3 separate regions of the Mus musculus genome follow, and all the other regions are linked to region 3. The links are chromatin loops, found by intact Hi-C in ENCODE. Cell type or tissue: left cerebral cortex. All regions are shown on one strand.

Region 1 (8,000 bases), 1.9 Mb after region 3:
TTCTACCTTGAATTCAGTATTTTCTCAAAATATCAAACTACTTACATTAAATGAAATTTTTTCAGCTACTCAAGACCAGTCTATGAAATGCCTTAGTTTCATTCATTCTCTTGAATCCAGATGGTTTAATTACAAAAATCAAAGAACAAAACCAAAAAAAAAAAAAAAAACAGGTGTAGGTTTTTCAGTACCTAAGATGTGTATTATTTATTTTAGGATATTGACTATGATGATAATAAATATTCATAACCTCTGTCATGTGTCATGTAAGGAAATGAAGTCATTAACCAGGTTATAATAATTATTCCTTTATGTTACTAAAATTTTAAATTTGTTCTGCTTGTAAAAGTAGAAAATATAAATCTCCAATGCTTTAATGATATTTTGTAATATTTTTTCAAGATTTTTTTATGTTTAATATGTTATATATTTTCTTTTTTTAATATTTTTAAATATTTTATTGGGTATTTATTTCATTTACATTTCCAATGCTATCCCAAAAGTCCCCCACACGCTCCCCTACCCACTCCCCCACCCACCCACTCCCACTTCTTGGCCCTGGCATTCCCCCGTACTGGGGCATATAAAGTTTGCACGACCAATGGGCCTCTCTTTCCACTAATGGCCTATTAGGCCATCTTATGATTCATATGCAGCTAGAGACACGAGCTCCAGGGGGTATTGGTTAGTTCATATTGTTGTTCCACCTATAGGATTGCAGATCCATTCAGCTCTTTGGGTACTGTTTCTAGCTCCTATTGGGGGCAATGTAATCCATCCAATAGCTGACTGTGAGCATCCACTTCTGTGTTTGCTAGGCCCCAGAATAGTCTGACAAGAGACAGCCACATCTGGGTCCTTTCAGCAAAATCTTGCTGGTATATGCAATGGTGCCAGTGTTTGGAAGCTGATTATGGGGTGGATCCCCGGATATGGCAGTCTCTAGGTGGTCCATCCTGTCGTCTCAGCTCCAAACTTTGTCTCTGTAACTCCTTCGATGGGTGTTTTGTTCCCAGTTCTAAGAAGGGGCAAAGTGTCCACACTTTGGTCTTCGTTCTTCTTGAGTTTCATGCATTTATCAAATTGTATCTTATATCTTCGGTTTTCTAAGTTTCTGGGCTAATAATCCACTTATCAGTGAGTACATATTGTGTGAGTTCTTTTGTGATTGGGTTACCTCACTCAGGATGATGCCCTCCAGGTCCATCCATTTGCCTAGGAATTTCATAAATTCATTCTTTTTAATAGCTGAGTAGTACTCCATTGTGTAAATGTATCATATTTTCTGTATTCATTCCTCTGTTGAGGGGCATCTGGGTTCTTTCCAGCTTCTGGCTATTATAAATAAGGCTGCTATGAACATAGTGGAGCATGTGTCCTTCTTACCGGTTGGGATATCTTCTGGATATATGCTCAGGAGAGGTATTGCGGGATCCTCCAGTAGTACTATGTCCAATTTTCTGAGGAATTACCAGACTGATTTCCAGAGTGGTTGTACAAGCATGCAATCCCACCAACAATGGAGGAGTGTTCCTCTTTCTCCACATCTTTGCCAGCATCTGCTGTCACCTTAATATTTGATCTTAGCCATTCTGACTGGTGTGAGGTGGAATCTCAGGGTTTTTTTGATTTGCATTTCCCTCATGAATAAGGATGTTGAACATTTTTTTCAGGTGTTTCTCAGCCATTCGGTATTGCTCAGGTGAGAATTCTTTGTTTAGCTCTGAGACCCATTTTTTAATGGGGTTATTTGATTTTCTGGAGTCTACCTTCTTGAGTTCTTTATATATGTTGGATATTAGTCCTCTACCTGATTTAGGATAGGTAAATATCCTTTCCCAATCTGTTGGTGGCCTTTTTGTCTTATTGACGGTGTCTTTTGCCTTGCAGAAGCTTTGCAATTTTATGAGGTCCTATTTGTTGATTCTCAATCTTACAGCACAAGCCACTGCTGTTCTATTCAGGAATTTTTCCCCTGTACCTATATCTTCGAGGGTTTTCCCTACTTTCTCCTCTATAAGTTAAACAACACCCTTCTCAATAGTCACAAATAATATAAAATACCTTGGCTTGACTCTAAGGAAGTGAAAGATCTGTATGATAAGAACTTCAAGTCTCTGAAGAAAGAAATTAAAGAAGAACTCAGAAGATGGAAAGATCTCCCATGCTCATGGATTGGCAGGATCAATATAGTAAAAATGGCTATCTTGCCAAAAGCAATCTACAGATTCAATGCAATCCCCATCAAAATTCCAACTCAATTCTTCAACGAATTAGAAAGGGCAATTGGCAGATTCATCTGGTATAACAAAAAACCTAGGATAGCAAAAACTCTATTCAAGGATAAAAGAACCTCTGGTGGAATCACCATGCCTGACCTAAAGCTGTACTATAGAGCAATAGTGATAAAAACTGCATGGTACTGGTATAGTGACAGACAAGTAGACCAATGGAACAGAATTGAGGACCCAGAGATGAACCCACACACCTATGGTCACTTGATCTTTGACAAGGGAGCTAAAACCATCCAGTGGAAAAAAGACAGCAGTTTCAACAAATGGTGCTGTCACAACTGGTGGTTATCATGTAGAAGAATGGAATTGATCCATTCCTATCTCCTTGTACTAAGGTCAAATCTAAGTGGATTAAGGAATTCCACATAAAATGAGAGATATTTTGTAATATTACCACATTCAAGGAAGAAATTAAACACTTTTTAAAAAATGAATGAATGTGAATAGCTATCACCCACTCTAACATGAATCAGAATATAAAACATGGACATATGAAGGCTGAAAGGGTGTTAGTGTCTACTCTTATAGTCAGTCTGAAGCCCATTCTGTAAGATAAAGAGGATGTGGTCATATTCATCTAATATTTGGAAAACATCTACTCTCCTATATACTGAAAATATAAAGAGGTGCCTAAATTCATTGATTTCTTGCTTGAATCATTTAATTGTATATGCATGAATAAAAATGTTATTATTGAAATTAAATAAAACTTAAATTAAAAATAAATTTTCTCAAAACTATCAATGGAATATATTTTAAATGATCTTACCACAAAGAAGTATGTCAACAGATGAATACTTCATTAGACCAATTTGATTATTGTACAATTAACATATGAATGGAAACATCCTATTGTACCAGGTAAGTACTTATAACTTTTATTTTCCAAATGAAATTTTACTAATCTTTTTAAAAGCAGCAAGTGAAAATATTAACCTACCAATACTCATCTAACATGTTAGTAAATAAGCACAGTGTGGATATGGTTGAAGTTTTGTTTCTAGAGTTAGATGCCTGAGTTTCTTTGCCTGACTTCACAATTTACAAGCTGTGAAATACTGGATGAGGTTCTTGTATTTTGTGTATTTGGAGAAAAGATAGAGCTATTAATAGCTGCTATCACATGAATAATGAACACATTAAGTCAAGCTAAATGCTTAGAGAAATAAATGTGTACACTTGGCAATGGGCAAGAGGCATTGTATGAATAGTAATGTTGACTCCAGCATTCTTTTTATCTTCCATTCTGGGTCAACATACAGCAACTTGATTCAGCCTTACAACTGTCACAGTGGCCGAGCCTTGCTGGAATTTGGGTCTTGTTAAAAGCCAACAACCCTTAGAGTACCAGTCATGCTACACAAAAAAATGACAAATTACCAATGTCCTGACCCATTTCTCAGCCTCCTGTTGTCCTCAAAATTACCTAACATACTGAAAACTATATAAAATAATAATTAGAAAACCACACAGACCCATGTAGATACGCAGACCTACTTCCATCCATCCTTTATCGAAATACTGATGTGAGTCTTCTACATTCATTAACAAGCATCCCACATATGTCCAAGCCACCCCCCATTTTTCTGCTCACGATGTCATCTGGTAGTTCCACATAATGAATACATTAACCTTTATCTCTCATGTTTCCCTAAATATCCTGTTTCCTGATTTCTGCAACGACACCTTCACACACATTTTTCACGTACCATCTTCCTATAAGCCTTTTTCTTCCAACAGATCATAAAACTGCTAATCTGCCCACACGAAATGCTCTCTCCAATATGTTAGCTAATTTTATACTGTCACATTTTCCAAAAGTTTAGTGTATTCACCCTGATTCAACTTTTTTGCCTTCAGACACTTTTCCTTTGACTTGTTTCTTCTTTCAATAATATTGTAATTGTTATCTTTTAACACAAGGCATGGGATTCATTGTGTGTTGGTATATGTGTGGATAATCTATTGTATAGTGTCACCTGTATCCAATCTGTGCTAACTTCCAGAAGAACACTGGCATTTGTCTAAGAATATCAGTCACTCTGTATCCTTGCACCTTTACATTTTTCTAGTGTATCCTGCGAAATCCAAGTAGCCTGATATGATAGTATGTAAAAATACCAATGAATTATGGCTAGTAGAATGCTCAGGGAAAATATCTCCTGAATCTGGGATATCAATAAGATGAGGATAAATGGGAGTAAAAGAGGAAACTACTTGCTTAAAAGGTCATCCACTCCTATAAAAAATCTCTTACAACACCAATTGTAGTCAAACATCAGGAATCAGACAAGGTAATTTTTCCTCAATGAAGGAGGCTCAGTTTAATTATATGAGATCATTAAAAATATTAAAAGTATTGATGTCTTCCAGAACCCTCTCTTCAGATCAGTGAATCTCTCAACCTTCATCTGAGAAAGCTTTATTAAAAGTGAAGAAGTTAAAGAACACAGAGATCCACAACAGACCAGGGTACAGAGAATACGAAACTGCAGAAACCTCAAACTCTAAGTAGAATATTTATATCACAACTCCTACTCTAAAGGCTTGAAGATCATTGCAGAAGATGAAATGGAAAGAATATAAAAGCCAGAGGTGATGGATAACTAACTACAAAGAAACAAGGTCCTCTGGACGAAGCTGGAACCCACCCACAGGAAATCACAACAGGACCCGCCCACAAGAAATCTCAACCGAAGCACCAGCATGAAAAAAACCTGTGTGATCCAAGCCAGACCAAACTACAGAATGCAGTTGGGAGTTGGACACAAAGTCTACTCAGAGGGGTATATCAAATAACTCATATTCTTAAATTTGAGCCTTGCGAGATGGATAAAATTCTGTGATACATTTTCAGTTTTACATCTGGTACTAGAGAATCTGTGAATAAACATATCTGGGGATTTTCCTACAACAGCAAAAAGCTTTTGATATATTTTATTGAAAGTACAGTACGAAGAATAAAAACTAATGTGCAGTATCCAACATTGATATTCACAATAAATGTTCTCTAATAAAAATGCCATTATAAACAAACAGTAATAATGCATTGTTCTTAATGGTGGCTTCTACTTCAGTTTGAATTGAAATGTTCATGTGCTCAATGGAAAATCTTTAAAAAGCCCATTGTTTATATGAAGACTATCCAGAATTCAATTTGTAGAAAGAATATATTAAACTATTCTTCTGTCCAACAACTAAGAATTACTAAATCAGTATTAACACATGCATTATGAAATGTGATGAAATCATTAATAAGCATTAAAACATATGCAGATGTTGTATGAATGAAGCAATGTGGAATCATTTAAGTTAAAAAACAAAAAACAAACAAAAGCCAATATTAACCTTACATGAACTAAAAAGAACTTTCGAGTTGCCAGAGCATCTATGGGAGACATCTTGGTCACTGGATTCCACCAAGACTAGTCTGCACAGGTGAGAGTGTGGACTACAGAAGCTAACAGCTTCAGGGACAGGCAGGAGCCACAGAGCTTCTGAGACAGTCCCTGTTTCGGGCTCCAGGCATCTAGGCACCTTCCCTGCCAGAGAGAGGTGTCTGCCCTGCCCAGGAGGGCTTTGCCAGAGAACCTGAGGGAGCCATCTTGGTCCCCTGGATCCCATTGAGACTAGTCTGCACAGGTGCGAGTGTAGACTACAGAAGCTAACAGCTTCTGGGAAAGGTGCTGTTTCAGGCCTTCATCTTCTGCCAGGAGGCAAGTCTGAACTCCAGATATCTGTGCACCTTCCCTGAAAGAGGAGAACATGACGGCAGAGAGTGTTTTGACCACTGAAACTCTGGAGACAGCTAGTCTCCCAGATCTGCTGGTAGAGAATAACAGAATCACTAAAGGAACAAGCTCTAACCAGAGACAACTATAACAACCTCCAGAGATTACCAGATGGCAAAAGGCAGATGTAAGAATATTACTAACAGAAACCAAGACCACTCACCATCATCAGAACCCAGTATTCCCACCTAAGCCAGTCCAGGGCACCCAAACACACCCAAAAACCTAGACCCAGATTTAAAGGCATATCTCATGATGGTGAAGACATCAAGAAGGTCTTTAATAACTCACTTAAAGAAATACAGGAGAGCACTGCTAAAGAGTTGCAAGACCTTAAAGAAAAACAGGAAAACACATCCAAACAGGTGATGGAAATGAACAAAACCATACTAGACATAAAAAAGGAAGTACACACAATAAAGAAAACCCAAAGTGAGGCAATACAAGAGATAGAAACCCTAGGAAAAAAATCTGAAATGATAGAGGCGAGCATCAGCAACAGAATGGAAGAGAGAATCGCAGATGCAGAAGATTTCATAGAGAACATCGGCACAACAATCAAAAAAATGGAAAATGCAAAAAGATCCTAACTCAAAACATCCAGGAAATCCAGGATTCAATGAGAATACCAACCCTACGGATAATAGGAATAGATGAGAATGAAGATTTTCAACTTAAAAGGCCAGCAAATATCTTCAACAAAATTATAGAAGAAAACTTCCCAAACCTAAAGAAAGAGATGAACATACATGAACATACAAGAAGCCTACAGAACTCCAAATAGACTGGACCAGAAAAGAAATTCCTCCAGACACATAATAATCAGAACAACAAATGCACTAAATAAAGATAGAATATAAAAAGCAGTAAAGGAAAAAGGTCAAGTAACATATAAAGGCAGGCATATTAGAATTAAACCAGATTTTTCACCAGAGACTATGAAAGCCAGAAGAGCCTGGACAGATATTATACAGACACTAAGAGAACACAAATGCCAGCCCAGGTAACTATACCCAGCCAAACTTTCAATTACCATTAGGGAGAAACCAAAGTATTCCACGACAAAACCAAATTCACACATTATCTTTCCACAAATCCAGCCCTTCAAAGGATAATAACAGAAAAAACCACTAAAAGGACAGAAACCACATCCTAGAAAAGAGCAAGGAAGTAATCCCTCAACAAACCTAAAAGAAGACAGCCACAAGAACAGAATGCCAACTTTAACAACAAAAATAATAGGAAGCAAGAATTTGTTTTCCTTAATATCTCTTAATATCAATGGACTCAACTCCCCAATAAAAAGACTAACAGACTGGCTACACAAACAGGACCCAACATTTTGCTGCTTACAGGAAACCCATCTCAGGGAAAAAGACAGATACTACCTCAGAATGAAAGGCTGGAAAACAATTTTCCAAGCGAATGGACTAAAGAAACGAGCTGGAGTAGACATTCTAATATCAAATAAAATCAACTTCTAACCCAAAGTCATCAAAGAAGACAAGGAGGAGCACTTCATACTCATCAAAGGTAAAATCTTCCAAGAGGAACTCTCAATTCTGAATATCTATGCTCCAAATGCAAGGGGAGCCACACTCATTAAAGAAACTTTAGTAAAGCTCAAAGCACACATTGCACCTCACACAATAATAGTGGGAGACTTCAACACACCACTTTCATCAATGGACAGATCATGGAAACAGAAACTAAACAGGGACACAGTGAAACTAACAGAAGTTATGAAACAAATGGATCTAACAGATATCTACAGAAGATTTTATCCTAAAACAAAAGGATATACCTTCTTCTCAGCAGCTCATGGTACCTTCTCCAAAATTGACCATATAATAGGTCACAAAACAAGCTTCAACAGATACAAAAATATTGAAATTGTCCCATGCATCCTATCAGA
Region 2 (8,000 bases), 1.7 Mb after region 3:
TAAGGAGAGATGGGTTTACCACAGCCTGCACAATCAGTGATTAACTAATAAACTTAAAGAAGTGAGCTAGTTATTATAGAAGTTGTGCTAATATAAAATTGAACACTCATTACATGTATTACCTCATTCTAACCATCTTTCTTACATGTGCTAGTATACTCTTCAAATTTTTATGTCAAGTTATGACATCATAGCATGAAAGCTAATCCAAGAATGCTGAACTGTAAGGCAAATACATTTCTGGTCCCTGGTATCTACTAGTCAGAAAATACAGCATTGTACCTAGGATTAATATTGAATAAACATTACAAACAATGGAAATGAAGAATGTTCATTCCTGACATCAGCATCTAGAATAGGTATGTATAAAACTATGTTTTCATAGCTGCACATTTCTTGGTTACCATTAAACTGTTCTTATAGCATTTGTCATTTTAAATAGCAAGGATTTAAGAGAATGGTTATAAAAATTTTCTCTCTAAATTGCAGTAGAATGTAAGAACTACAGAGATGCCTCAGTGGGTAAAGTGCAGTGGTCTGCATGTAATTCCAGGTTGGCTCTGCAGGCTGACACAAGGGATCTCAGAACAAGCTGGCTAGTGAAGCCACCCATATTGGCAAGTTCTGATTTGACTGAAAGACCCTGTCTTTGTGATTTAGATGAAAGTACAAATGAGGATGATAGCCAACATGAACTTCATCCCTTAAATATACACTTATATTGTGTGTGCACACACTGTAGTTAACATTCATATGCACAGGCATACCATATACACATATCAATGGATCATGAAAGCAAGAACTATGTCTTCTATAAAAACAAACTGATACACGTGCAAAAGAGTGAATTTCCCCAATTCAGTGAAAATGGAGAAAGATAACATGAAAAATATTAGTAAACTCTCCTATTTAAAATGTCCCTCTGGTTTTACTTTCTACTAAAAATACATTAGTAAGAACATTTAAATGACAAGACTGTCCCTGCTAAATATTTAAATGATAGATTCTGCTGCTTTTCATCATCTCTAACATCCTTGGCATATTTCTACTTCTTAAGTAAGAATGAGCAAGTTATTAATTATCATCAACTGTGGGTTACAATCCAAATCAACAAGCTTCCAATATGCAATCAGAGTGGGGCATCTATGTAGAATAAAACCTATAATCAAGACAGAACTACAGTGTGGGATAGGTCATGGAGAAGTACAGCAGAACTATGTCAGGCTACAATAATCAAAGATTTTGAAGCATAAACTATAGCTTTTTACAAAAGCCAGTGAAGTCACAGCAACAAAGATGAATCTGCTTTACTCTATTATTTAAGCAATGACCCAGCTGTAGAAAAGGGTGTGCACAAACCACTCAACCATATCCAAAGACATCAGTACATCTTTGTAAATGATCCAGGGTCTGCCATAGCAGCAGGGAGAAACAGACCACCCTCCTGCATGGCAGCTCTCACAAGCTCCACTCCAGACTGTCAGTGACTCCTCTTAAGCTCATTGCCTGTTATATTTTCTCTCCTCAATTTGGTTTTCACCTGCATGGTAGATTTGATTTATATTGAAAAGGATCCACAAAATTATAGGGAACAAAAAGTGTTTGGTATATTAACTGCCCTGAAGAAATTCCTCCTTGCTTCCTTTGAATAATAATCACATCATGACTAGCATGTCAATACTGTAGACCTTCGGCTTATATTGCCGCCATAACTATAATATGTGTTATGATATGACATACGATATGATGCTATTCTGGCAAAGAATAAAGTCTTTACATAATGATTTTTATATTTTCCCTACACAGAGTTAAGTGGCTATTCTTCTCACTTAATAACAAGTATATTATTTTAGAAATTCAGCTATGGAAATCAAGATAATTTGTTCCAGGAAATGGCCTTTTTTGTCTCTACAGCTCCTGAAGCCAGACCCTCACTAACACATCCAGCACACTGTATAAAGCAGGGCTTCTGGTCTTCAAGTTACACAGCTCTCTAATTCCAATGTCGAAACTGATGTCAGTCTGCACAGGTGAATAGAAGCTGACTGTTTTCAAAGCTAGAAAACAATCATAATCTTTATGAACTCTTCTCATATCTAGTTGAATTCCATCTATAATGTGTTAGAAATTTCAGTGCGAAAGGTGTACTTTATGAGGTAGGGTTTTTTTTTTATTTCCCCAGGATGATCTTATAACTAACTCCTGATTTTTATTAAATCCCGTTGTGATATTTTTCCTGCAATAGAGACTATGAAAAGTATAGTTCTTCAGAAATTTCATTAAGAACAGCCCATGAATTGCCTCTCAACTTACTCCTGCATGAACTGCTCAGCTTTCAGCCTACCTCCTTATTGACCTTCCCACTCCTTTATATCGAAGGAAAGAAGTCAAAGTTGCCATTTGCTGACCTCTAAAAGGAAAATTTCTCATTTTATATGTGTTTAAAATCATAAGTATTAGCTAGGGATACAGAACAATTGGAAGCATGTTTGCTACTGTGTACAAAGCCCTGGGTATATTCCTCAACTCTGACAAACATGAAAAACCTATAGTATTTTTTAAACATTTTTAATTACACAGAATTACTCACCAATAAGAAGTTAAAGATACCATTAAATTGAGACTACGACTTTTTATAAAAAATTGTTATATTTTCTAATTCATGATAAATATTGATAGCTGATGAATCCTAAATTAAGTTGAATAATAAGTAATATATTCATTGTTTATCTGGAGAATATGATGGATTAGAAAACTGTTGATGAATCTCCTTTGCAGAAAGTACTACTCTCTAATTTATGTCATGATATAGGATCAATGACACTTTAAACCTAAGTCTAGGCCACCCAAAAGTCTTGTTTTTCTCCAGATATATCTCTACTCATAATGAAGTAATATCTTGAACTTCAAATCTTAAACCTTGAATCTGATAGAGGAGAAAGTAGGAAAAGCCTTTCTGAACAAGACTTTCGTAACATAAGACGTAAGAACAATTGAAACATAGGAACTCAGGAGACCAAAACACCTTTGTATAGCAAAGAATATGGTCAGTTGAGTGAAGAGGAAGTTTACACTGGGGAAATCAATTTTAAGCTATATATCTGACAACAGAAGGCTGTTGATCAGAATATACAATTTTTTTTAAAAATTAAAAGACAGTCTATTTCGAATAATGAGACATTGAACTAAATAAAGGGTGCAAAACTGGTGAAATAGAAATGGTTAAATATTTCTAAAATCACTCAACACCTATAGACATGAGGGAAAGACAGAACTATTTTAAGATTTTAATACACATTATTCAGAAAAGACTAAAATTAAAATTAAAAGGAATGACAAGTGCTAGGTGGATATGGAGAAACTGGAATGTTTATATACTGTTGGAAAGAATGTAAGCTGGTGCATCCTCTATAGAAATATGTCTGGGGTTTCCCCAAAAAGCTAGAACTAAATCTACTCAACAGTCTATTTATACCATTCCTCGTTATGTTCTCAAAGGATTCTATATCCTACTACAGAAATGCTTGCATCTTTAAAAGCTGATTGTCTTACGTCATCAACAAATATACTTGAATCTGCATCAATCATTTGCTTAAAATTCACAGGAGTATTGATCACATTAACTATGTACTCAAATGGGCAGTAGAATTTCCAAGCCTAGTCATTTATGCCCTATAAAATATAGGAGAGGCTTTTAGTTCAACTCACTATTTGCATTATGTATCAAAAATTAAAAATTACTTACATGTGTCCTTCAGTACTATATAATCTGACAAGTCAAATATGTGATGTCACTACTTTGATTTAATCAGGAAAGCTATGTTTAATCATTATCATCACCATCATCATCATCATTAAATTTATTTATTTATTCAATTTACAACCCAAGATCAGCCCTTCCTCTCCTACCAGTACTCACTCATGCAAGTCTTCCCCATATTCCCCTTAGAAGGGGAAGACCCCCTCTGTATGTCAAACCCCCGCCACATCCTTCCATCATGCCTCTCACCCCTACCCTGAACATACATTTGCTGAGGGACTAGGCACATCCCTTTCAACCAAGACCAGACATTTGGGGGTATGGGATCCACACAGGCTCTGGGACAGCTCCTGCTGCAGTTGTTTGGTGGGCCATCATGAAGACCAAGCTATTCATCTGCTAAATCTGTACACAGGGCCTAAGTCCAGCCTGTGCTTGCTCTTTGATTGGTGATTCAGGCTCTGGGAACCCCCTAGGGTGTAGGTTAGTTGACTCTGTTGGTCTTCCTGTAGAGTTTCTGTCCTCTTGGAGTCCTTCAGTCTCCCAACTCTTCCATAAGACTCCCTGAGCCTCATCAAGTATTTGGGTGTGAGTCTCCACATCTCTTCGATTTGCTGTTGGGTAGAGCCTATTAGGGGACAATTTTGCTAGATTCCTTTCTGTAAGAATAATCGCTTTGTCAAGCTGACTCCACCAGAGTGCCGTGACATATCACTAGTAATGTCAGAGATTAGTATTAATGCCATGGGATGGGTCTGTTTGGGGCAGTCATTATTTGGCTATTTTCTCAGTCTCTGCTCTATCTTTATCCTTGCACATCTTGCAGGCAGGACACATTTTGGCTGGAAGGCTTTGTGAGTGGGTTGCTGTCCTTATTCTTTACTTCCTGTAGCCAGGCAGGACTGCCAGTGGAAGGATAAGGACAGCAACCCACACACAAAGCAATGTTTCTTCTATGTATATTTTTAATGTTTCCATTTTTACACGAAAAGATTCAACTCAGACAAACCATTTATTTTGTGGCCACATTTTTTGTGGAAACAAGAGTAATCTTAAAGAAAACTAGTAATAATGTGTAACACATAATCCAACATCAATCAACATCGTCCACCTTGTGCTAGTGACCCCTTTCCAACTATGTCCTAGATCCAAGGAGACATTGGGGAAGGACAAGAGCAGAGAAGTGTAGAGATGTACATCCATCAAATACATGACAGCATTTGGCTTCATGCTTAACAAACTCAGGCCTTTGATTCAGTAGTCCACACTGACTGTTTTGTGAGAGTATATAGGAAATAACAGATGAGGATACTAGCAAGACAGCTTATACAGAGAAATAGAGAACCAAAGAGAAGATTAAACAGTGGACCAGAAATAAGTTATATAATATAGATAGAGGGATAGTGGAGAGGTTCTGGGGGGAATTTAAGGGTATAGCCTAAGTGAATATCTGATAGACTGGCTGTGGAGGATGAAGAAAAGGGAGATGTTAGAAGGAGGGACCAGGAATCTAGACTGAGCATCTGAGTGGATGAGAGGCTATTAATTGACAGAAAATACAGAATAGAAAATCGACATCCAAGGCTTGTGTCCTTAATTGAACTTTAGAAACTCATTCTTTATGCACATGCAAAGCTAGCAGCATTCTGAGTACAGTAGATTTGAGTATGTGCAAAGACATTAAAAATAACATACCTACAAAGTTAACATATTAGTCCTGACTTTCCATTCTCTCTTCTTACCTGGTTCCTGAACTAAATAATGATTATTATTCTAATATGTTCCCCTCCCCCCATGGCCACATTTTTTGTTTCCTTGGGATTGTTTTGTTTTGTTTTGTTTTGTAACATCTTGGCCTTTTGCCAGAACTGTGCCTACCTTTTCAGATTTATTGTTTACCACTCAACACCATCTAAAACTTCTCACTGTCTGTAACTGCTCTCAGACATCTAGAGTGATGTGGGATCATCTCAAGTATTATATGCCTTAAATTTAAAATAATTGTAAATTGTTCTTATTCAGCAATATCTGGCTCAAACATGCTGAAGGACATGTGTGGTACTCTTCTTAAGCACAACTGTCCTTATCCCTTAGGAATGAGAGCATGGGAGGACCCCTGAACAAATGCTGGAGCTCGAGTCTATCATTAAGCAATATTTGCCTGCTGTGGTTGTTTTCTTTTCTTACATTATATAGGCATCAGTCCATATTCATATTTATTTTCAATCAGGAAAAATAAGCCTTCCATGGATGAAAGGAAGTAGTTGTCTCTACTCTTTTACAATCAAAGTTAGCTCTTTTCCCATGAAAGATACACATCTGTGATGTGTAGATCATGGAACTATACATATTGGAAGATTATTGCCTGTTTCCAAGAAGAGTGTTTCTTCCTAAACTGATCCTCAATGAAGTCACATTATGTGGTTTTTTTATTTTAATCATCTTGTAAAGCTGCTGAATCTCAACATTCAAGCTGGGGATTTTCAGACTCCAGTGATGCCTGCTCAGTTTAAATACTCTGCAGTGAGTGCTTAGTTCATTTGATGTTCTTGAAAATATGATCACGTATGTTTTCCCCTGTAGGCATTATAAAATTGTCTGCTTGAATTAGCTGCAATAAAACCCTTCAGATCAGCTTCTCTCTGAAAGACAACATGACTTCCACGTCCTCATCTTTTTTTTTGTTTGTTTGTTTGTTTGTTTCCTGTTTCCACCATATACATTCTCTCTTTGTAGACCAGGGAAATTCTTAATCTTTTACATGATTTCACCAAGAGATTTATTCAACTGCTTATGTCATCCCTGGCCATTGACATTCCATTCCAGACATCCCTTCATGTTTTATGCTCCTTGCCTGCATTGTCATTTCTGAGTTGCTTGGTTCTAGAATTTGTTGAGAATGAGTATCTTCAAAGTGTCAATTATTTTCTTCTGAGTTTGTTTTTCATTGTTCTGTTATATGTCAAGATGTGCCTTTTTTTCCATAGTGACAAAATTTACACAATTTGTTCTGAACAAAACAAAAATCTACTACATCCTAAAATTATGAGTTATTAGAATTTTAAATGTCACAAACTTGATTTTTCTCACATTATAGATCTAGACTAGACCACAGAAAACCTAGTTTACTAAACCTAGGAAAGCAAGCAATATTTCCTCCCCACAAAAGGTCAATGGCAAACAAAATAAATACATAAGAATAGAATATCACACAGGTTTAGATTCAGTAAGTTACTGAAAACTAAAGTTAAAAGTAGGACAGCAATTTTACAAGAAGAGAGGTGGGTTGAGGACTAGTAAGAGGGAGGGATGAAGTGGGACTATGTCTAAGAGATTGTATTAATATATAAAATTTTCAAAGAATCAATATTTTGAAAGGTTGTATGGGTTAGAGAGCATGTTTTGAATAACTTAAAGAATGTTTTTCAAGGTAGAAAATCTAGATTTAAGAAAGCTCACAAGCTTAAGATCATTGGTTACAATGAGTTGATGGCCTATGGTGAATTTTAATAGTCATTTCTCATGAAACTATGGTACTTATCTGAAAGAGACAATCGTTGACTTAAATAATGTTGCCAGGAATAATTCCCTAAAATGGTTGTATTATCTACTCATCTGTAGTCAAATATCCTGCCATTAGAATTTTCTGGCAAACAGTTATTTTTTGACAATGATAGTAGTCTCCATTCTGTCTCAATCCTTGTTTGGGTGCTTACATAGCCTGGCTCACAACTGTTCTCCTTCCCTTTCTCTGTGAAGTTCAGGTAACAATTCATCCAATGTTCTGAGACTGATTTCTAGTTTCTTTAATCATTTCTTCCTGGAACATGCATCTGTCCATTGATAAATGCCTCAAAAGAAAACAATTGGATATCTGGGATGCAGACATGCATATGTGTTCTTTTTTGTCACCATTGCATACACTAGCAAGATTTTGCTGAAAGGACCCTGATATAGCTGTCTCTTGTGAGGCTATGCCGGGGCCTAGCAAACACATAAGTAGATGCTCACAGCCAGCTATTGGATGGAGCACAGGGACCCCAATGGAAGAGCTAGAGAAAGTACCCAAGGAGCTAAATGGATCTGCAACCCTATAGGTGGAACAACATTATGAACTAACCAGTACCCCCTGGAGCCCGTGTCTCTAGCTGCATATGTATCAGAAGATGGCCTAGTCAGCCATCAGTGGAAAGAGAGGCTCATTGGTCTTGCAAACTTTATATGCCTCAGTACAGAGGAA
Region 3 (8,000 bases):
CTCTCTTGTAATAATTTTCTGCATCATAATATTTCAATGTGCAGTGTCTCCAAGGAACATCCATATTCATTTATAGAATTTAATTCATCAGTTTTCATGTGATACAATTTTATGCCCTTGCTGTCCTGATATATAATATGGTTTTATATTTCATTAGGTTTGAACTATCAACTAATATTAGCTATTTTGCTGTTCAATATTTATATTGACCATTTTTGGCTTGATTTTTAAAAAAAGTTCCTCTAAACAAATAAGAATTATGATTCTATAAGAAATGATCTCATTGATTCTAGATATTTTACAAAGAGGGACATTTAAAAGCTTGAACTAAAATGCATACATTTTTTTTCAGTTTGATACACAGGTAATGTGAAACCTGACATCTTGTTCAGTGGTATGAGATTAATTCTTTCATTTGTGGTCCTTTGCCTGTCTTGGTACCCACTCTGTCTAATCATTTGCTTTTGTCAAAATCCTATAAATCCTATTCTGTCTCATTTTTTTAAGGTTGAGAGCAACAAGATTGTTGGGAGCCGCCCTCACATTCACCATTGCAAGATGGCGCTGACATCCTGTGTTCTAAGTGGTAAACAAATGATCTGCGCATGTGCCAAGGGTAGTTCTCCACTCCATGTGCTCTGCCTTCCCCGTGACGACAACTCAGCCGATGGGCTGCAGCCAATCAGGGAGCGACACGTCCTAGGCGGAGGATAATTCTCCTGAAAAAGGGACGGGGTTTCGCCATTCTCTCTCTTGCTCTTGCTCTCTGGCTCCTGAAGATGTAAGCAATAAAGCTTTTGCCGCAGAAGATTCCGGTTTGTTGCGTCTTTCCTGGCCGGTCGCGAGAACGTGGGTAAGACAAGATAATAGTAATGTTGGCTTTAACCTGTCAGTTTTTCCAATGTCCCATTCAATGGTCCCCAAAAGTTAGGTAAAGATTTCTGAGCTCCTGCTGCATAGTTTGAACCTATTCTGCACATTTTTTTAAATTTCATGATATTCTGTCTTTGCTCTTTTTTGCTATTAGCTCTTAAAGTAAACTTGGTGGCTGTAGTATATATGCTTTGTAGCAGGACAGGATTGTCATCTGCTTCCCTCCCTGGGAAGTTTTCATAGTACCTTCTTGTACCAGGAAAGCTGTTCCCCAGGGAAAAAGTTTTGGGGAAATGATGCAATTATATTGTATCTCAATACTTAAAATAAATAGATAAGAAATAGCTTCACAAAATATGTAGGCAAAAAGTAAGCTTTGTAATTGTAAGGGAATTTCTGAAAGAAGACCCCAGATTCAAATAGTATGCAAAGACAAAGAGTGTTTATTCTTCAGAAAGTCAGCAGGAGGGGGTCAGGCATCCAAGCAATGTGGCCACCACAAAGGAAGGAGGGAAGCTCCCAGGTCCCTTTTAAAGGCAGTAGGGATTTTCCAGTTGTAGTTAAGTCAACTTCATCAAGACTGGTTGAGTTTATAGCGTGGGACATTTTTGCACTTCTCATTGATTCATACCCTGAGGGAGAGAAGGTTACCTTATATAGACTTTTTCATATCTGCTTGAAGCCCCTGGCCAGTTGTTGGAGCAGTTGCTGATTGACTGTCCCTATTCTGTGTTTTTCCCCCAGAGGGCTGGCTGCCCTTCTGGAAAATTGAAGCTTAAGACCTAACATGACTGCCTATTCTAAAATAGGGTGAGTTAGGTCATTGCCATAGTAATAATATGACATCAAATATTAACTCCAAGATTGACTGTTGTAAAAGAGTACCACAGAGCATTGACTGTCACCCTACTGGCCCAGAGATGGTGCGAGAACAGACGGGTAAGGAGCACAACTCTCCAGCATAGATTGTAGAATTTCTTCAGATGCCATATTGCTCTAAAACTGATAAATCCTGGTACTGCTTTCAGTACAAAATAGATGAAATCAGTTGGAAGAATTCTCAACACTCAGTCAGTTGGTAAATAACTCCTCTAATCTTCACTGAAATCCCATGAAGACCTTAGCCTCCCCCACATCTTCACAGATTTCAAAGGCCAAAGAACTTGAAATCCTTGCATAATTGGGTTCAAGAGGCTGCTTTATCTCTCCATGTGAAACCTGGGATTGCCTCCGATTAAGGTGCCTGTGCTATAATTAATGTTAAACAGATTTCCAGGGCCTGAGATGGTGCTTTCCTTATCATTTTATTCTTTCATTCCTACAATAGCTGTGTTCTGAATTCTCCCTTCATCTAGAAAACAAGTCTCCCTGCTAAACATATTGTCCCCCCACCCCTAGTTTGACAATGTTTACCTGTTTCCTGAAGCTTATGTTGTGATGGCATGTTGAGTTGTTAATGGAATCCAGCCTGACATGGAAAAATCAAGATATTATGAAATCTGTTTTCTCAGTTGGAAAACTATAAATAACAGGAGAGACAAGGCTTAACTCTGGGGATGGATTTTAACATAAAGAGTGAAATTATAAATACTAAGGCAGTTCAGGTTCATTTTGGCTATCTTGTTTTCTATTACTCCTTCTGAATATCACTCTTTTCTTTTTAAGTTTTTTTTTCTTGAAAAAGTCATTGGTTTTTCAATAATTTCCTTTATACTAAGCATCATGTCTCCTTGCTAGCAGTGCACATATAGAATTTTCAATGGACTTACTGGAAAGAGCTTCCCCAATGCAATTAAAGGAAATAAATGTCTGGGATTTACCTTCTGAACTAAGGGGCAGAACTTCGAGTGGTGAGCCAGGTGTTCACAGAACTCCAGGGAGATGTAATTTTCTTCCACACCTCCATATACTACTTCCATTATTGCTAGTTTCTAGAAATTAGAATGTTCTTGGAACCTACACAACATTGCACAACAAGAAGAATAGGATGTAAACAGAAAGGTCACTTAAAGATATTTTATATGTGACTCTTAAATCATCACTACTTGGATTGCTGAAATTATTTTTAATACACCTGATATAACATTTATGATATTCTTGTTTCAGAATTTATAACTGAAATATTTACGTGATGATTTTCTCCCTAAATTACATACTGTAAGATCACTTTTGTTATTTCCAATTATTTAACAAATGAAGAAACAACCAAATAAAAATACATTCAAAAAACACACATAAATAATCAACACATAATCAACTGTGTAGATGTTTTCTGGTAATTTAATTTTGACTTTTAAATTGCAAAGAAAATCCTTCTGAGGTTTTTAAAATTTAAATTAAGGCACTACAATCCAACATACTTACCATTGCTTTGGTTCTTAAAACTAAGTGTCCTTTGAAACTGTAAAGTCAGCAGTGTGTTTGAAGTCTCAGACATTTTTGTCGCCATTTCAAACATATTGTCGACCATATAAAAGGTTATGCTTTGCCCTGAGTCCATGCATATAGAATTCTGATTGATGTCAATGGGAGCCATGTGCAAAGTTTGCAGGCACTGTGTAGTTTGAAACTTTATGGTGTTTTCAGAATATCTTTGAAGTTGAGTTTCTGTGGAAAAAAATACAAAGTTTAGAAAGTAGTTCTGCAGGGCTTATTCTTATCCACTGAGAACATGTTTAGATTGCCTGTTTAAAATGCAGAGCTAGGCTGGAATTCCATAAATGGAGCATGCATATGGAGTGAATGATTGCAAAGGGATTATTCCCATTGAGTTCAGTTGCTAGACTTGGGGACTGCATTATTAAGATCTCTTGATCCTACGCGCCGGCATTGTTTTTATACAACAGTGTTTCTCCTGCATCCTGAAAGTTATATATTGCTATTCATTTTAATGACAAAATTAAATTAATTTCCATTCCTGACATTTTCAATACTATCTAAACAAAAGAAGCATTGAAGTACCATTGAGTTGACAAACCCATAACAAACTGATTTTATATTATCACATTGAAATATATAAATTTGAAAGAATATTTCTTAATTGAGATCTATTTTGACAGTTAAAATTATATTATTTAAGGGTAAATAGCACTAAGCTTACAAGTCACTGCTGAATCTGAAATATTATTAGTGCTGAACCCTTCTGCAACCAAGGTTCTCATTGCAAGATACAACTGACATTTGTCAAATCTCACGTCTCAAACTTTACATTCTGGATAACTACACTATTCATTTTCTAGCGTAAGTAATTTGTGTTTAGATTTTCTGATTTTTTTTTCTAGAAAGTCTCTGCCACTTTGACACCTGGAGTAATTTGCACAATGCAGGCTCAATACTCCTGACAGCCCATCTAGCAATAGCTTGCTGATCTATCTCCCTGAAACAGACGAAAGTGCTGACACAGCACTCAAGAACTCTGGCTCCTTTTGATGAGAAAAATAGCAGAGGTGATTCTTTAGTCAGGAAATAAACTTTCTTCCTACTAGAAGTTTCTGGATGAGTAGGAGGCAACATTAAAATATCTAAAGAAGAGAAACTACAAAGACTAATAAAATAGGGGTAGGAGGTGGGTATTTTCCTTAACTTTCCTCGTTAGACACATGGAAACTCAGCACTTTTTCTCTCTTAATTATTCTCAAAACGAGTTACTCATAATTGAGACACATGACTATTAATTTTATTTAACTCAGTGAAATTGCATCTTCTTTCATGCCATATTATCCAAAATGAATTTTCAGATTAAACCAGTCTGAATTTTCCTTAAGTTCCAAGGATTCCCATAGAAACACATTTGAATAGGGCACTCCCCGATATGTAAAATATACCTATACATATGCATAGAAATCTACATATATGTACAATTATACTCTCTCTTCACCTTAACAATATCTATATAGATATATCAATATCAACAGATATAGACATAATATTTGTGTCTCTTGGAGTTTAGATATGGATTATTCTAGGCACAGAAGAACAGGTCTTAGACACATTTACAAGTGATGAACTGGGTTGTCTCATTTGTTTTCTCTTTTCCTAGCAACCATGACTCAGACAGGCCAGCTGCTCTTTACTCTGTCAGAGTAGTTGAACTCAAAAATACATTTGGCAGCTGAAATTTCCTCTCAGGTTTGGAGTTCTTGGCTACAGTTATTTGTCAGAACAGTCATGAGCCAAAAATGGGAAATAAAAAGACAACTAACTTGAGAAATCCACTTACAAATGGGGCAACGGCTGAGCACAGGGAGTTACTGAGAAATTGCAAGTTTAACCTACAGACTTCAGAAGTTCTTGTAGTAGAAAGAGAAAAGTATGAATATACTCATAACTACTATGTTGCCAGACCAGAAAAAAAGAAACATTGCTCTGCAATGATCACTTCAAATAAATAAGAACAGTAGATCAAATAGGCTTACAAACTGTCTACCTAAAAGACTACAGAATTACAAGTCAACACAAAGATATCTTGCCTTTTCATGACTGTAGAAGAAGGTTTCTCCTTTAATATATGTTTCCATTGACAGAATTTGTTGTAGATAATATTAAGATAAAGATGCTTATATACAACTCTATCATATATGTTTTTAAGCTTAAATCATACTTTTTCTATTCTAACTCTTTATAATCACTGCTGATACCGTCTATCACTATTGATTATTTCCATTTCCCTTCTTCTCTACAAGGTATGTAAAGATGGCACCAAAATCGACAGAGCAGCCAAACCATGACTGGTACAGCTTGAGTCCCATCCCACGAGAGGGAACCAATCTTTAACACTGTTCAGAGGGCCAAAAAATAGAGGCCTAGAGTAGAAGCCAAAAACAAATGGAAAAAAAAAGGGCTAAGGTCATGATTCCTAATATTATTCTGCTTCACATAGGATCTGTTGGAAACATTTGTATAGACTCACAGCCAAACAAAAGTGTTGCTTAGGGGATTCTGTAGAAGAGAAGGAGGAAGGATTGAGAGAGTAAGAGGAGTCAAGAACACCACAAGAACAGTCACAGAAACAACTAATCTAGGTCTATAAGTGTTCACAGAGACTGAAGTGCCAACTATGGAGTCTTCACTGGAAGGAACTAGAACCCCTGCATCTATGTTATAATTGTATAGGTCAGTCTTCTTGTGGATCTCCTGACAGTGGATGCAAGAGCTGTCTCTGACTTTGTTGTCTGCCTGTGGAGTCCTTTCTTCCTACTGGGCTGTCTTATATAGCTTTAATAGGAGAGGATGCAGTTAGTCATATTGCACCTTGATATGCCAGGATTGGTTGATCTCTATGGGTAATCTACCCTTTACTGAAGAGAAACTAGGAGTGAATGGGAGTTGGGGTAGGCAGAGAAAGGGACTAGGAGTAGAGGAGGAAGGGAAACTTACAGTCAGTATATAAAATTTATTAGTAAAAATAATGAAGAAAAAAAGTATTTACTCCATTTAAATCCAATCAGGTCCCTGTACTGTTCTTTTGGCTTCGGATACATTTGTTTTTTAGCATCTGTCATCAGGTAAGACCAGATCGACTTTCCTTTTTACATCTGTATTGACCACTACTCAGACAGTAAACATTTTCCTTCAGTTATTGTACAGCACTGTTGTGAAGTCAACATATAAACGTCTTCATGTCTTAATTCTGTTCCATGCCAATTATCATAAATTTAAACAAAATAATTTAACAAGGTGCTTGCATTTGAAACTATTTCAACGAAAACAAAATTATGCAAACATAAGAAAAATTTATATGCACTGTGTTGTGGATAGCCTTGGGGCTAATTATATTTGATGTCAATTCAGTTCTCCAGTGAGGGGTTGGTTGTGAACTAGGAATGAGTCAGCACTCAGGTGATTTCCTGTAAACCTGCTTCTCACCTTATTTGTAAAATAAAGGACAGTTGATGATTGGGTAGAGAAAAGGGAAGGTGGAGTAGAAGGGAGAGAGAGAGAGAGAGAGAGAGAGAGAGAGAGAGAGAGAGAGAGAGAGAGAGAGAGAGAGAGGGAGAGAGATAGAGACAAAGAGAGAGAGAGAGAGAGAGAGAGAGAGAGAGAGAGAGAGAGAGATAGAGAGAGAGGGAAAAATGGGAGTGGGAGAGGATGCAGAGGAAGAGGAGGAAGAAGGAAGTAGAGCAGAAGTCCATGGCCTGGAGAATCCTCAAGTTCTAGGGGTCTCATAGATGTGGAAGATGGTAGATCTGCCCAAACTAGGCATACAGCATGTATTCATGTTAATTGAGTAGTGTTTTCATTGCCAGGGCATATTTGGATGGAGAGATTTATTGCAACAGTACTGGATAACTTTTTCTCATGTTATATGAATTCACATTTTAATTTTCTGACACATTGAAAATGCCTGACCTTTTAATGTCCTGTAGATCATCTAAGAAACAGTGACTTCAAGGAAAGTTCACCTGTGCTCCTCTCTAGCACAATGTGGTCGTTTCAAAAGTTACACACATCTTAAGTCTTCCCAGGATATTTTTTAACACATTTACTGACAGAGACATTTTAAGATAACATTGTAAAGAACCGTGAATTACATTAGTAAGAAAATATTAACTTTACTTCTATGTAGACATATTTTAGAATTTTGTTTAGAAATTCTTTTTGACCTAGGAATTATGTTGACTTCATGGTAAAAAAATTTGTAAAAACAAGCAAAGAAAATGCACAAAAAACAATAAGGAAATAAAAGATTATCAGATTTTTCCTGATTCTAGGTATACTCAAAAGAATGCCTCAATAATTTTATATTTTTAAAAGTGATAACAAATTGTCTTATTTTTCATCAAGTTTCCTTTGGGAAAGTATATAAACACAAAAATTACAAATCTGCTTTATTTTCTGTAGCATACTAGACATTCTCATTTATAAAGAAATCCTGTTGTGAAATACAAAATACATAATTATCTTACCTGGATCATTGTGGAGGTTTTGTTTGTTTGAATGTTGAGGCTCTTTTTCAACTCATGGAATTCTCCCTTCTCAGCCTTCCTTGTGAAAGGGTTATATTTGTTTTCTTTTCTTTTCTTTTTCCTTTTGTCCAGGACTAAACTTTTTAATTAGTCAAATTATGAACATGTTTTTCAATCTGTATGTTGAGCATAATATTGGCACCCAGTTAGACATGAAACTTA

What was found. A loop is a pair of places that touch in the nucleus more often than their neighbours do. Peaks named below come from ENCODE experiments on the same cell type or tissue, not always from the same donor. Only the 100,000 strongest peaks of a DNase experiment are listed, where the experiment ranks them.
Region 1: a loop joins it to region 3, with 8 times the contacts of the local background. A loop is called at or near these places in 2 of 42 quality-filtered maps.
Region 2: a loop joins it to region 3, with 8 times the contacts of the local background. A loop is called at or near these places in 2 of 42 quality-filtered maps.

Annotation. Positions count from the first base shown.
Region 1 is chr16:84,351,316-84,359,315 of GRCm38, forward strand. No RefSeq gene overlaps it. Among named protein-coding and RNA genes, the nearest start is that of 4930553E22Rik, 16 kb to the right of the region's middle. In left cerebral cortex, no CTCF peak of the experiment used is centred here; a DNase peak (open chromatin) is centred at 3,977.
Region 2 is chr16:84,113,126-84,121,125 of GRCm38, forward strand. No RefSeq gene overlaps it. Among named protein-coding and RNA genes, the nearest start is that of Gm41481, 60 kb to the left of the region's middle. In left cerebral cortex, no CTCF peak of the experiment used is centred here; DNase peaks (open chromatin) are centred at 4,642 and 5,215; H3K27ac peaks cover 1,193 bases.
Region 3 is chr16:82,427,003-82,435,002 of GRCm38, forward strand. No RefSeq gene overlaps it. Among named protein-coding and RNA genes, the nearest start is that of Gm23355, 110 kb to the right of the region's middle. In left cerebral cortex, no CTCF peak of the experiment used is centred here; DNase peaks (open chromatin) are centred at 3,578 and 5,006; H3K27ac peaks cover 1,212 bases.